2 separate regions of the Homo sapiens genome follow, and region 1 is linked to region 2. A link is an interaction called in ENCODE POLR2A ChIA-PET data of the cell type or tissue named here. Cell type or tissue: Panc1. All regions are shown on one strand. Links, peaks and the distances in the headings refer to the core of each region. The heading gives the core; the rest is flanking DNA. Region 1 holds the start of LOC105369956 (a long non-coding RNA gene). Region 2 overlaps C12orf75 (chromosome 12 open reading frame 75).

The links. ChIA-PET counts read pairs that join two places held together with the same protein. Peaks named below come from ENCODE experiments on the same cell type or tissue, not always from the same donor. Only the 100,000 strongest peaks of a DNase experiment are listed, where the experiment ranks them.
Region 1: POLR2A ChIA-PET joins it to region 2 with 12 read pairs; 1 of 35 experiments calls an interaction of 5 or more read pairs at or near these places.

What each region holds. Positions count from the first base shown.
Region 1 is chr12:105,439,417-105,446,551 of GRCh38, forward strand. LOC105369956 (a long non-coding RNA gene) reads right to left here and starts at 4,798. Exons shown (of 3, transcript XR_945297.3): 1 at 4,446-4,798; 2 at 3,469-3,609. LOC105369955 (a long non-coding RNA gene) reads left to right here. Exons shown (of 3, transcript XR_945295.3): 3 at 2,776-3,481. In Panc1, for the core only: no CTCF peak of the experiment used is centred there; no DNase peak of the experiment used is centred there; H3K27ac peaks cover 2,783 bases.
Region 2 is chr12:105,352,780-105,359,914 of GRCh38, forward strand. The region is part of intron 2 of C12orf75 (chromosome 12 open reading frame 75); the gene reads left to right. Among named protein-coding and RNA genes, the nearest start is that of C12orf75, 26 kb to the left of the region's middle. RefSeq lists a silencer at 4,857-4,926. In Panc1, for the core only: no CTCF peak of the experiment used is centred there; no DNase peak of the experiment used is centred there; H3K27ac peaks cover 367 bases.

The sequences.
Region 1 (7,135 bases), core at 1,795-5,794, 87 kb after region 2:
ACATGAGGTGGCCAAACCTCAATTCTTGACTTCTGTGCACCCACAGGCACAACACCACATGAAATCTGCCAAGGCCTGGGGCTTGCACCCTCTGAAGCAATGGGCTGAGCTGTTTTTAGTCATGGCTGGAGTTGAAGTGGCTGGGATGCAGGGTGCCATGTCCTGAGGCTGCACAGAGCAGCAGGGGCCCTGGGCCCAGCAAGCAAAACCATTTTTATCTCCTAGGCCTCCATGTCTGTGATGAGAGGAACTGCTGTGAAGATCTCTGACATGCCCTGGAGATATTTACCCCATTTTCTTGGTGATTAATATTTGGCTCCTCATTACTTATGCAATTTCTGCAGCTGGCTTGAATTTTTCCCTAGAAAATTGGTTTTTCTTTTCTACCTCGTAGTCAGACTGCAAATTTTCCAAACTTTTATGCTCTGTTTTTTCTTGAATGCTTTGCCACTTAGAAATTTCTTCCACCAGATACCCTAAATCATCTCTCTCAAGTTCAAAGTTCCACAGATCTCTAGGGCAGGGGCAAAATGCCACCAGTCTCTTTGCTAAAGCATAGCAAGAGTGACCATTACTCCAGTTCCCAGTAAGTTACTCATCTCCATCTGAGACCACCTCAGCCTGGACTTCATTGTTCATCTCACTATCAACATTTTGGTCAAAGCCATTCAACAAGTCTCTAGGAAGTTCCAAACTTTCCCACATCTTCCTGTCTTCTTCTGAGCCCTCCAAACTTTTCCAACCTCTGTGCATTACCTGGTTCCAAAGTTTCATCCGCCTTTCAAGCATCTTTATAGCAGTACCCTACTCCTGGTACCAATTTACTGTACTAGTTCATTTTCACACTGCTGTAAAGAACTTCCCTGAGACTGTGTAATTTGTAAAGGAAAGAGGTTTAATTGACTCACAGTTGACATGGCTAGAGAGGCCTCAGGAAACATACAATCATGGCAGAAGGCAAAGGGGAAGCAAGCACCTTCTTCACAAGGTGGCAGGAAATAGAAGAAAGACAGTGAAGGAGGAACTGTCAACACTTTAAAACCATCAGATCTCATGGGAACAGCATGGGGGAAACCACCACCATGATCATCCAGTCATGTCCTACTAGGTCCCTTTCTTTACATGTGGGGATTACAATTCAAGATGAGATTTGGGGACACAGAGCCAAACCATATCCATACCCAATACAATGTAAATTCTGTATAAATATTTGTTATACTGTATTGTTTAGAGCATAATGAAGAGAAAAAGAGTCTACATGTTCAGTACAGATGTACATTTTTTAAAGAATATTTTCAATTTGAGGTTGGTTAAATCCATGAATGTGAAGCCCATGGATGTGGAGAGATGACTCTGTGTAAAAAATGCAGTGACTAATCAATGAGGTGCTCAGAGGAAACTTTAAAGATTAAAGGAGCCCTTCTAATTGATTTATTTGAAATAAGTGCTTCTATCAATTGAATATTTTAAAAAATTCCCAGAAATTAAAAAAATTGAATAAATACTTTTGATATGTTAAAGATGATAATCTTATAGAAACTTAAACGGTCAAAGAGTCTGAGTTTACATGCTTTCAGTGAAATTTTGCAAATGAGACTTATTTTTGGCTTAATGAAAAAGTTATATTTTCTCTGATTTATCAGGGTAAAGTATAATAGAAGCTTATGATTTTATTCTAATTGGGTATATTCTTTTTTGTTTGTTTGTTTGTTTGTTTGTTTTGAGACGGAGTCTCGCTCTGTCGCCCAGGCTGGCACAATCTCGGCTCACTGCAAGCTCTGCCTCCCGGGTTCACGCCATTCTCCTGCCTCAGCCTCCCTAGTAGCTGGGACTACAGGCGCCCATGACCATGCCTGGCTAATTTTTTGTATTTTTAAGTAGAGATGGGGTTTCACCATGTTAGCCAGGATGGTCTCGATCTCCTGACCTTGTGATCCACCTGCCTTGTGATCCAAGTGCTGGGATTACAGGCGTGAGCCACCGCGCCCAGCCTTAATTGGGTATATTCTTAAACTTACACAGGTTAACTGATCAAATAAACTAGGCTTACTTCTATTTAATACTTATGGTTATGAAAAATATGTATTTGTGTTGACTTATTCTGAAAAATTTTACTTCAACACTAATTATGTTTTGTAGTGTTAGACTATTAATTTCCAAGATATTTGGAACTATTAAATTTAGTTAATGAATAGATAGTCATTGGATGACAATATAATTTCTGAGTAAGATAGCATATTAAAACGTCAATTATTAAGCATAACTTAAAGTTTGTATACTTTTGCTTCTTATTTTTATATGCTATCTTTGTGCCTGTTAATGAATGTAATCATTTTTGCCACTTTGAGAAGTTGTATTAGGGTTGTGTGTAGCTGTAGAAAATTGTGTTATATTCATGGGCTCTGCTAGTCTGCAAAGTGCTGATGTGTGACAGTGGACAATTATCCACACTTCCTGCTTACCCCAGTTTTCTCTGGGAAATAAGGTTACTTTGGTTAAAAGTTATAACTGAATATACCTGAATGAGACTCTATTAGGAATAATCTTGGCAGAGAGGTATGTGTTTTTATGCAAGTTAATAATATATGTTTTTGTTAAGGGAAAAAGAAGATTGTAGTATGTGTAAATGCTTCTGAAAAGCTATAAAATATATTAGAATCTTAGCAAAATTTGTTCAATTTTGATGACCTTGTTTCCTTGTTTTACTGCTTATTGTCTTCACCTATAATATAAAGGTTATTTATTTATTTCTTGTCTCATTGATTTATCCTCTAGGAAAAAGAGACCAGTAGATCTTCACTTCAAGGGAATTCTGGATTTTGATTTTTTTCCCTTGCCTTATGTCTCTTTATTCATGCTTATAAGAGGTGTGAAAAGTTGGGGGAATCCTACCTGGTATGGTTAAGAGAATAGCAAGCAATTTAGACAATGCCATGAAGGCCACTGCAGGGTACCAGAATTGTCACCCCAAAATATGTCACTTTGGCATAAGAATTATTTTGAGCTGAAGGAAACTGAGAAATAGCAGGCACAGGAAGAATTCTCTGCTCTCCCCTTTTTTGCTTAAAAGCAGGACTTATATTTCCCTTTGTAAAACTGACATAAATTTCTATTTGTAAAGGTGTTCCCCGTATTAGGAAGAGAAGGATGACTCTCTTCATAACAAACCTTACTAAACAACCCTTATTTACCATACAAGTTCTAGTCACCTTCCCACAGTTTGCTGCCCCTAGGAGCCTAAACCCCAACTTTCCTTTGTCTTGTTACTTCTCTCACGCAGGATTTAGTGCCCGTTGTTAAAATGGTATATAATCCTCCAGGGCTAACTGCTTGTTTGGGGTCTTCACTTGTAAAAATGCCTCTGTCTACATAAAAATTAAAATATTAACATCAAATAAAATTTGTATGCCTTTTTCCTCATTTAATCTGTCTTTTGACAGATTAATTCACAAGTCCCACTCACAGTACCTGAGAGTAGAGAAAAAGGTTTCTTTTTCTCCTCTAAGCCACAGAACTCCTCATCCAAGAAGATGATGAAATTGGACAAGTGGTGGGTTCAGAACAGATCTGCTTTAGACATCATACTGGACTCTGGAGGAAGAACATGTGCTGTTTTAGGAGAAGAATGTCATATGTAAATCTCTGCAGACCTCTCTTAGATTTTTAATATTAATAAAAAGATCTGGGGAAGTAAACAAAGAAATCAGAAACTTAGGTCATTTGGTTAACAACTCCATGTCTGGTCCTGTGAACTCTTCAGATTGGGGGATGGGATCTGTTCTTTTAGTGTAACCTGGATGCCCTTGGCTCCTGACTGAGAAGTGAAGAACAAACTGAACATAATCCTGGTTTAGTATTTGTCTGTGTGGCAGGGTTCACATGTGTGATCTCTGGAGTCATAAAGGCTGTTCCTCAGCAGCTGTCCCATCAAATGTTCTGGCAAAAGGAAGGCAGAAAGAACTGGAAAATCTGATCCTTTTAGAGGTTGAAACAACCACCTCCAGAAACTTAGATGCAATTATTGATAGAATCTTGATATGCAATTATGACACCTCTAATAGTGGTAAAGAGCTGGATTGATTACATCCTCAGAAATCAATGGTTTATCCTTCAACTGAGGCTGAAAAATGACCTCAGGAGGGGCTGAGAACAGAAGTCTCCTTACCTCATATTCAGGCTGGGTGCTGAGAACCAAACACACCCTACTCTGCATTAACATGACATTGTGCTATTCTTGTGTCTTCATTAGAGTGGGCTACACAGGCAGATGTTGATTATTAAAACTTCCTGAAGATTCTTCACCTCTCTTGCTTTGAAATTGTCACGTTGCTGTTTCTAGCAATTCTGAACTGTTGTACCATGAACCTTACCCAATCCTAATCATATCTGGGCTTTCAAAGCCCACCTTAAATCAACTTCCAATTCTTAATAAATTCTGACCTCACCTTCTTCCTGCAAGACACGGCCACAGCTTTGCTAGGTGGTATTGTTACAGTAGATAGTTAGGCAATGGTGAGCAGAGCAGGAGAGCCCCGCGAACTCCCAGCCCAACAATGTCAGGTGACCATCAGGTGATGGTTAGGCAGTTGTTAAACTGTCTCTAAAATGATAATTGGTCCCAGCCAACGCCGGGGAAAGGCAGTCTCCCAGTAGACAGAAAACACCTGAAGCTGCTGATCAGTAGCTTCCCGATAAAATCTCAGGAGCTGGGTAAGCGGGCTCAAGCATGCGCACTAAGAGGCAAAATGGTGGAGTTTAACTGGTGTTTGACCTTCCTCTAGGAACGCTTGACTGGTAAGGGAAGAGCGCGGCGTATGAGCATGTACACAACTAAAGTAAACACACTGCGCATGCAACACCCCCAGGGCTGGCAGGCCATTACGCATGCAGAATGCCAGCGTATAAAACCCTAAGTTAAAGGTCAAACTGCAGACTTGAATCTCTCAAGTGGCCCCCTTGGCCCTCTTACAAGTGTACTTTACTTTCTTTCACTCCTGCTCTAAAACTTGCCTCCGTCTCTCACTCTGTCTTATGCCCTTTCCTTTGCCTTATGTCAAATTCTTTCTCTGAGGAGGCAAGAATTGAGGTTGCTGTAGACCCGTATGGATTTGCTGCTCCTAAGAGTGTTTCCTTTACTGCAGTAAGCAATGAACTCAGCTTTGTCTTATCAAGAGGTTGTGTCTGTGGTATTAGCGGAGCCAGCCTTTGACAGATGTTACAATTGGTTTAAAGGAGAAGTCAAACCACAAAGACTTTTATAGATCAGAAATAATGAAATAAATTTGCAAGCGACTGCAAAACTGGCTTTATTGTCGGGGGAAGAGACAGGTTCTCTCCCTAACAGACAGAATTTATTTTCATGTCTATGGACAAAATTACTGAATGTAAGTACTGTAATTACTACAGTACTTAGATAAATGACTGTAACTTTATTAGGCAGTAATACAGTTACAGAGCTCCCATAGAATCAGAATCAGATTATCTGGAAGGTTATACCCTAGACAATGCATAGTTTTCCATTGAAGCATAAATTTTTCCCTAAACTAGGTTCTGGGTGTGCTGTTCTAGGGGATTTCCCAGACATTATTGCGTTTAATCTTTACCACACCCTACAAGATGAATATTACAATTTCCTTTCTTTCAAAATGAGGAAACTGAGGCTCAGTGAGGTTTTTCAAAAACCACAAAAATGCTCTAATAACGTGTAATATATTTTGGTTAATGCAAACATCATATACTGAAAGGAAAAACTAAAAATTTTTGAATGGCAAGGAGAGAATTACTGGGTGTCATATGGCTGGTGTCATATGGCTGGGTGCTATCCAGTACTTTAATTTGGGTTCTTTAAGTTCATAGTAGTCTGCGCCTTTCACTGTCTTTGAGCTATTTTATAACTCTGTAAATGAAAAAAAAAAAAAAAAACCATAGTAATGTAAATGATTCTCATCCACAGTCAATGCAAATGAATGTTTGGTGGAGAAAACCAGTCTTGCATCTATTAACAAATGCATTTCCTCATTGCTGGGCATTTCTGATTGCCTACATAGGCGTCTGGTCTTTGAATTCTCCTTTGAACCAGTTTAACACCTTAGGGTTTCCTCATTAATTGGTGAATAAAATAAAACCTTTGACGTGTTCATTTTCTATTTGTATGACAGTCATGATTTTTACTCTTTAAGAAAATGTCTTTTAAAAAACAGTCAGAAATGACTTTAGCTGTGGGGCCACTTAATGTTTTGGGCCATAGGGAAGGTTAGCAGCTAATCTAAGGCTCTCCCTGCTCTGAAATTATTAGATTTTATGACCACATACCTGACATTCCTAGAGTTGCATGTTAAGCCATCTATTGTTTTCTTTCCAGAGCTATCTGATAGCACAGGCTGTCTGTGAAATACAGTCTGAGCAATTAGGCCTAGCTAACGTCTTCCTGACTGAAATGCCAGTACAAATATCTGACAGAAGCATGTGATTGAAAATAAATAGGGGCCAATTAATGGGAACTAATTTGGTATTACAATGGAAATAGGTGACCTAATGCATTCTAATTCCAGTTAAATGTGACTAATTCCAGTTAGTGTTTGAATTTCAGATACAGTTAACTTTAACCACTTGAGTCCTTGGAAGTTTCACAGTTATCACTAGTTATGCTGTAGAAATGTCTAGATCTTCACATGTTACCCTTGGGGCCTTTGTGACCTGGTAACTCCTGCTTCACCCTCCTGAGACCTGCATCATTAATTACTCATATAGTGTATTAAAGCTGAAATTCTTAGGTTAAAGGCATCAAAAAACTCAGATGTTTTCAGAAAATAGAGTATTAATCAGGGTCTTCTTTGCTGCAAGTGACAGGAAAGTCAAACTAATTTAAGTAAAAAAAAAAAGACTTTGTTGGGTCACATGGCAACAGTCCAGGGGCAATGTGAGTTCAGGTATAGCTAGATCCAGGGGCTCCAAACATGTCTTCAAGACCTGATATTTCTCCTTCTCTGTGTTCTGCTTCCTTTGGGTTGATTTCCTTGCTGATGGCCGTCCTCTGCTGATGGCCTTAGGTTATTCCTGGCTTGCAGGGTTGCTTCCCCAAGACCAGTGGAAAAGAGTCTGGTTCTCACCAACTCTTTCCGGTTGTTCAAACAAA
Region 2 (7,135 bases), core at 1,862-5,861:
ACTCAAAACCTAGCTAGGTTAACCTTCAACACTTGAAAGCATGGTTGACAATGTCTAGAAACTTAATCACCATAAGAAAAAGCCTACATGTGTATCAGAAAACAAGCCTATTTTTCCCTCTCTTTCTGTCTCTTTGAAATTAAATCACAGTGCAGTAACACACTGAACAAAACAAACAAAACAGTGAATTCAAGGTAATGACATTCGGCCGCTTTCACAAACCTGCCAACATCAACCATGTTCTTATTTTAGTGTGGCAGATTCTCAGCTATTTGGCACAAATAGGCTGCGTTGGGATATTTTTGGTAGGAAATGGCAGAAGCCCAGTTTAAACTGGCCTAAACAAACAAACACAAAGGAATTTATTGGCATGTGGAGTGGAAAAGCTCCAGGGACTTGGCTGTAGTCACAGCTGGATCCAGGTGATCAAACAACAGGAAGAAATTCTCTTCTCTGCTTTCGTCTTCATTCTTAGGCAGCTTTCCTCAAGTGGTGACAAACAGGACCAGTTTATATCTTATCAGCTTCCTAATTCCTGTGGAAAAAAGCAGCTTCTTTTTCCTTGTAGTTTGATCAAAAGTCCTAGGGCTGGGCTCTCTTGGCCCGTTGGGGTCATGTTCCTATCTCGGAATCAGTCAGTGGGCCAGGAGAATGTGGGGTGCTCATTGGCCAGGCTGCAGTCATGTGCTCACCACTGGAGCCAATCAGTATCATCAGCCCCACCTTACCATATGGCCAAAGAGCAGAAGAGGGGTGATTCCCCACGGAAAAATTGGGATGCCGTTACCAAAAAAAAGGGGAGAAATTGTAAGTGGGCAAACCGAAACAATTGGAATTTAATTGAAAGCATTTTTTTTTGTAGATCAATTTTCGTGTTCTTAAAGAAGTCTTGATTTAAAGCTTAAGCAATATTTATAAGAATATTATGACTACGTTTCAAATAAGAAACAGTATTAAATAAGTTGACTCAAATATAATGTTTGCTGTTGAAAATAAAAAACCATAGCTACTCAATGTAAACAATGTAATTCAAATACTTCTTTCACTTAAAACATGTAAAGTGAATCTTACTGAGATTCTTTCCTTGGTAAAGCTATTTTATTATTATGGAAGGTAGCAAATACAGGGAAAAATATTTTGGAATGAAATGACATAAAACCCATTGGCAATTTGTTTTTGTTTTTGTGTTTGGAAAAAAGAAATGATAAATCTTTTATGTTGAGTTTCTTGGGATCCTTTATAAATTTACCATGTCTAATGCACCCATGTCAGCTGAGCCCTCTCTGCTCCTCATAGATACAGACCTTAGGGTATCTGATGGGCTCTTTTCTCATCCATGTAGTAGAAGGTAACGCTGTCTTCTGAGGGTGAAGAGGATGGGGTTGAAGTAGCATTGAAAAAGCCTGCATTTTGGAAGCAGAGGGACTTGTGTTTAAAATCCCCTTCACCATTTGCTAGCTGTGTTACATTGTGTCCTTAGTATAATTATCTGTGAAATTGGGATAATATAATAACTGTGCAGGGTGATCATCTTCATCATCATCATTCTTACAGTAGTAGCTAATCTTTACTGAGGACTGTGCACCATACACTGATTTCCAGCATTTTCTGTACGTTATCTCCTTCCATACCCATGATAATCTGATGGACAGAATAATGATGTTTCATTTTACAAGTGAGGAGGTGGGGAGCACAGAGAGCTGAAGTAGCTGCTGGAGGGACAGATTACAAATACAGTATATTTAATATCCTAGGAAAATACTTGGCATTATGCTTGTTGCCCCCGGTGAATGACAGCTAGAATTATTAGTTAGTTTAAAATGTTGTTGAAAAAATTTGGCAGGGCCTCTGACATGAATACTTGATGGCAGAAGACCCAGCATATTGAGGGCCTTGCTGTGGTTAGAAATCATATATTCCCATTGGTAGCCATGATGAGATTTTCCTTAGGTCGGACCCTGTGAAATAGGAGCAGGAAGAGAGAGAGCAGATGGACGGATTCATCCAGGGATGGAGAGGAATAGGTGGTGACCAGCAAGTGCTGCAGAAATACTTGACTGCAAGACATGTGCTAGGGAGAGAGGGAAGGGAAACACGAGGGGCTGATGGATAGGGAGGACGGGGAGGGATGGATGAACTGGAGCTGATGTTGCAATAAGAAAGCAGCCTTCTTGGGAATGATGGGACTATCGAAAGGAGGATTTTTTTTTCCTCCCTAGGGAGTGGGATTTTCTACTCTAAAATGTGGTAAAATAGTTCCAGGAACTATACTCCATGGAGCAGCCATCGGAGTATGTTAGCGGAGCAGCACAGAAGTTGTTGGGATAGAGGAAGTCAGCAAAATATGAGGTGAGAGGTTGGATGGGTGGTTTTCACGAATTTCTTTTTCTTTTTCTTTTTCTTTTTTTTTTTCAGAGTTTTGCTCTCTTGCCCAGGCTGGAGTGCAGTGGCACTATCTCAGCTCACTGCAACCTCTGCCTCCTGGGTTCAAGTGATTCTCCTGCCTCAGCCTCCCAAGTAGCTGGGATTACAAGCGCATGTCACCACGCCCAGCTGATTTTTGTGTTTTTAGTAGAGTTGGGATTTTGCCATATTGGCCAGGCTGGTCTCGAACTCCTGACCTTGTGATCCGCCCGCCTTGGCCTCCCAAAGTGCTAGGATTACAGGTGTGTGCCACTGCACGTGGCCATTTTCATGGAGTTTTAAATTGACCAAGATAATGGTGCTTAGAAAGAAAAACTTTGGGTCAGGGTCAAAATCTTTGGTGCTCTGGGGACAGTTATGGCAGGGTTTAGACTCCAGAGAGGAGAGGTTCTGAGTGAAAATGAAATGGCCCCACCTGTAAGAGCTCTGTGGGGAGATGAGGAGCATGCTGGCTCTGTCTCCTGTTAGGAGAAGCTAGGGTAGGTGAGAACAAGATGCATATTCTTGAGGTTTTGAGAAAAGTGGTGCCAGCAAGGAAAAGCCAAATTTCTTAAGGTAAGGAGATGAAGAGTGCACCCTTGCCTTATAGCAAATGATATTTTTACAACCAATTCTGAAATAATTCCTAACACTGTGTGCCCCTTAGTAAGAGAATAACTGGGGGGAGGAGAGCTAGAGAGGACAGGGAATTTGCAGTCTGGCTCTTGATCTCTTGCTTCTGGATAAAGAGAAGTTGAAAGCATTCCTTTGAAGTGAATGTTACTCATGTTCTCCAGTCATACACTCTGGAAGAAAGAAAGGGACTAATATTGGCCAATGGGCTCATCCAGGGAGAGAGATCAAAAGAAAACAGTCCAAAGAAGTTTTGAAATTGGAAAGAAATGAATGATATTAAACATAGGCCAAAACAGCCAATGGTAAAACATAATTCATTGTGTAATTAAGGGTTTGCTAGAATGGATTGAAACCACCCCAAGGAGCAGGAACCATCATGAAAACATGTTATAAAGAAAATTAAATAATTATATTTTATCTGGAGAATTGTAGTGTAGATGGAAGTAAACACAATCAATTAATAAACCTATTCCAGAAGGTTATCATGAATGGTAACTAGAAACAGATCAGGAGAGCCATGGTCTCCAGGGTTTCCATATTCAATTTTTACTGTTTACGAGTCAAAGTAAGTTTAGCCTCTTTAGTGACACTGCAAATAGGGAAAAAGAAAAGACTACAGGCTTTTTTTTTTTTTTTTTTTTTGCTTTTTAGATCATCTCTAATAAGAATAGCTGTATATTTAGAACATTTTTCTTGATGAATAAGTAAAAAATAAATCATTTCTTTGCCACATAACTTTGTTAGTTCTAGAAGCCTAAGGGAAGTGAGAACTTTCTGAATTTTCAGGTAAGTTGTAGCAAGGATGACTTGGGAGCTGCTGTTTCAAATGGCTGGCTGCTATCTCATATTTGTCATCTGTATTTGTCCTTGATCATGACATGGTTCCATTATTTCACTGTTAAAATCTTTAGGTCACTTGGGATAGCTATTTTATACAACCCAGAAACTAAGTAAATGTAATGATGAAAGATTTTGACTACCATATATTACTGAGGAAGAAAAAGATTCATATTTTATGTATTAACTTTGAATAAGGTTTCACTTAATGAAAGTGATAGTTATTGGTAAGATAAATCATAGTAATTTAAAATGATTGTAAGGTTGAGGTGTTCCATGCAGATATTTGGTTTTAAATAGGCATGCAAAAAATACATTAATTTAAAAAAAGGCCAGGTAGGCGAAAGCCCACCCACCCCAAAGAGCAGCCACAGAGACATGGTCGTTTTGGAGGCAGCCCACCTTCCAGAACCCCGACCTACAAGAAGACAGAGCTTATTTATGATTAGAGAGACATTCAATGTCTCCAGTTCATTCAGAAAAAGTCTGTGACCCTAGTATAAAACAGAAGGATGCATAACTACCTAGAGAATCTGGATCAGCACTGCTATTCACCCTGAGAAGGGTAAGAAGAGCACCTGGCTGGTTTTAGTAAGTTCACAGGAAGTGAGCTAGAAGTGGAATTAATAGAAACTCTGAGACAGAGGAAACCCGAAGCCATCCATCTGTAATCTTAGTTGCAGTGGTTGCCTTTGGTCAGTTGCTTTTTTTTCTTTTCTTCTTTCTTTTTCTTGCATGCCGAGTGTCAAGCCAACTTTGATAAGGTACATATCACTAAACAGTATCTTACTCTACAAGAGTGAGTCATGTTTAAACCATCAACTGAGGATTTATCTTTTCAACAATCCCAAAAGACGTTGAAAGTGGGGAGAATATGAGTTACGGGGGTCACCTTGAATAACACTTGTTTCTGCAAACAGTTTTATTAATGCTATGACTGAAAGTCTGACTCAGAGCCCTGTAAGTGTGTGACCTTAGGCTAGGAGATGATTATGATACTCAACGGGTGGCTTGAACCTCGACTCATTCTTTCTCCTTGATCACCTGTTCTTTGATAAAAGAAGCTACATTTTTTTGCTAACAAAAGGAGACCTGATTTTAGTTGAATGCCCAATGTATTTTCTGTGTGTGTGTGTGTGTGTGTGTGTGTGTGAGAGAGAGAGAGAGAGAGAGAGGAGAGAGAGAGAGACAGACAGACAGACAGACAGACACAGGGTCTTGCTCTGTTGCCCAGGCTGGAGTGCAGTGGTGCGATCATGACTCACTGTAACCTCGACCTCCCAGGCTCAGGCAGTCTTCCCATTTCAGCCTCCTGAGTAGCTGGGACTACAGGTGCAAGCCAGCATGCTTGGCTATTTTATTTTGTATTTTTTGAAGAAACAGGGTCTCCCTTTGTTGCCCCAGCTGATCTTGAACTCCTGGGCTCAAGATATCTGTCTGCCTTGGCTGCCTGAATTGCTGAGATTACAGATGTGAGTCACTGCGCTGGGCTCAGTGTATTTTTTAAACCTGGTCCAAATTGGTGAATACATGTTCTATGGTTCTTAGGGAACGTTCCTGTGGTTTAAAAGGTTTTATAGCTGGGCATGGTGGCACGTGTTTGTAGTCCCAGCCACTCAGGAGGCTAAGGTGGGAGGATCACTTGAGCTGAGGAGTTCGAGACCAGTCTAGGCAACATAGTGAGACTCCATCTCTACAAAACCAAAAAACATATATGTTAGCCAGGTGCGGGGTGTGCGCCTGTGGTGCCAGCTGCTAGGGAGGCCGAGATGGGAGCATCGCTTGAGCCTGAGAGGTTGAGGCTACAGTGAGCTATGATTGTGCCACTGCTCTCCAGCCTAGGCTATGGAGCAAGACCCTGTCTCAGAAAAAAACCAAAACAATAATAATAAATAAATACAGGGTTTTCCTGATAAGATGGTATTTGAGGTTATGATTAAAAAATATTTCAGTCTTACATTTTTTCAAATGTTGCATTACTTTCCACAAATTTTTCAAATGGTATAGATGAGGAGAAACAAAACATTGTCTTGATACCAGAGAAAGCAATTTACCGATAGGTTTTCAGTCATGCTTACCCTGGAAAAACAAGCTTATTACACAAGTTTATTCTTTAGAGTAGTGGCTCGTGTGCAACTAGAAAATGGAATCACTGCTCAGTAAATTAATGTAAATCCTTTAGTACTGGCTTCCTCCAGCACTCTTTGGACTCCAGAAGTCAGTCTTCCTTCTAAGATTGGCTCTGGGCACAGCTGTAAAGCGGATGATGTTTCGACCAAACCCCAGCACTTGGTTCCAGTCCCTTCCCTTGGGTCTTCCTTCCCCTTTCACTTCTCTAATGGACTTAATGTCTAGCATAGCTCCCCTAGCAAGAGCAGGATTTGTCTTGATGTGCCACGTACTTATTTCCAGATTTCCCTTGATCCCTTGGTAATTTGGGCTAGTTTCTCTTCCCCTGCGTCGGCACCAACGTTTGACTCCATGGTTGTGAAATTGAAGAAGTCGTGATAAGCTTCAATGCTTGGGGCCAGGCCAGAAGTGGTGGGAGGCAAACTGGTAGAATTCACCTTTTACTTTTTATTTTTAGGTGATTTGGTTTATGGCACCTGATCCCTTATCTCCTCTAACTCTGCATTTTGGTTCTCTTGGTATAAGCCTTATCTTCAAGGTTTCTTCCCCATTTATAGTAGATTAAGGGGTACTCTTGTTGCCCCTAAGTTGCTTCTCTCCCATTTTCCAGTTTTTAGTGCGTTGGCTTGTGGGCGTCTGGGCATTGCTTCCTGAATTGTGCCCTCCACCCCAGGAGGCTATTATTTAGCAGTGGATTATTACTGGCTGGGCGCAGTGGCTCACACCTGTAATCTCAGCACTTTGGGAGGGCAAGGCGGGTGGATCACTTGGGGTCAGGAGTTCAAGACCAGCCTGGCCAACATGGTGAGACCCCGTCTGTACTAAAAATACAAAAATTACTCAGGCGTGGTGGTGTGTGCCTATAGTCCCAGGTATTTGGGAGGCTGAGGTAGGAGAATCGTTTGAACCCAGGAGGCAGAGGTTCCAGTGAACTGAGATCACACCACTGCACTCCAGTTGGGGCAAAAGAGCCAGACTCCTTCTCCAGAAAAAAAAAAAAAAAAAAAGATTACGATTATACCATGAGAGATTTATCCTGGTTGCTGTATGTCCATTTGCTCCTTTTCTACGGGAGCAAGATTATGTTTAAACTGAGTTTGTAGAGATGTTTGGACCAATTAACTCCCAA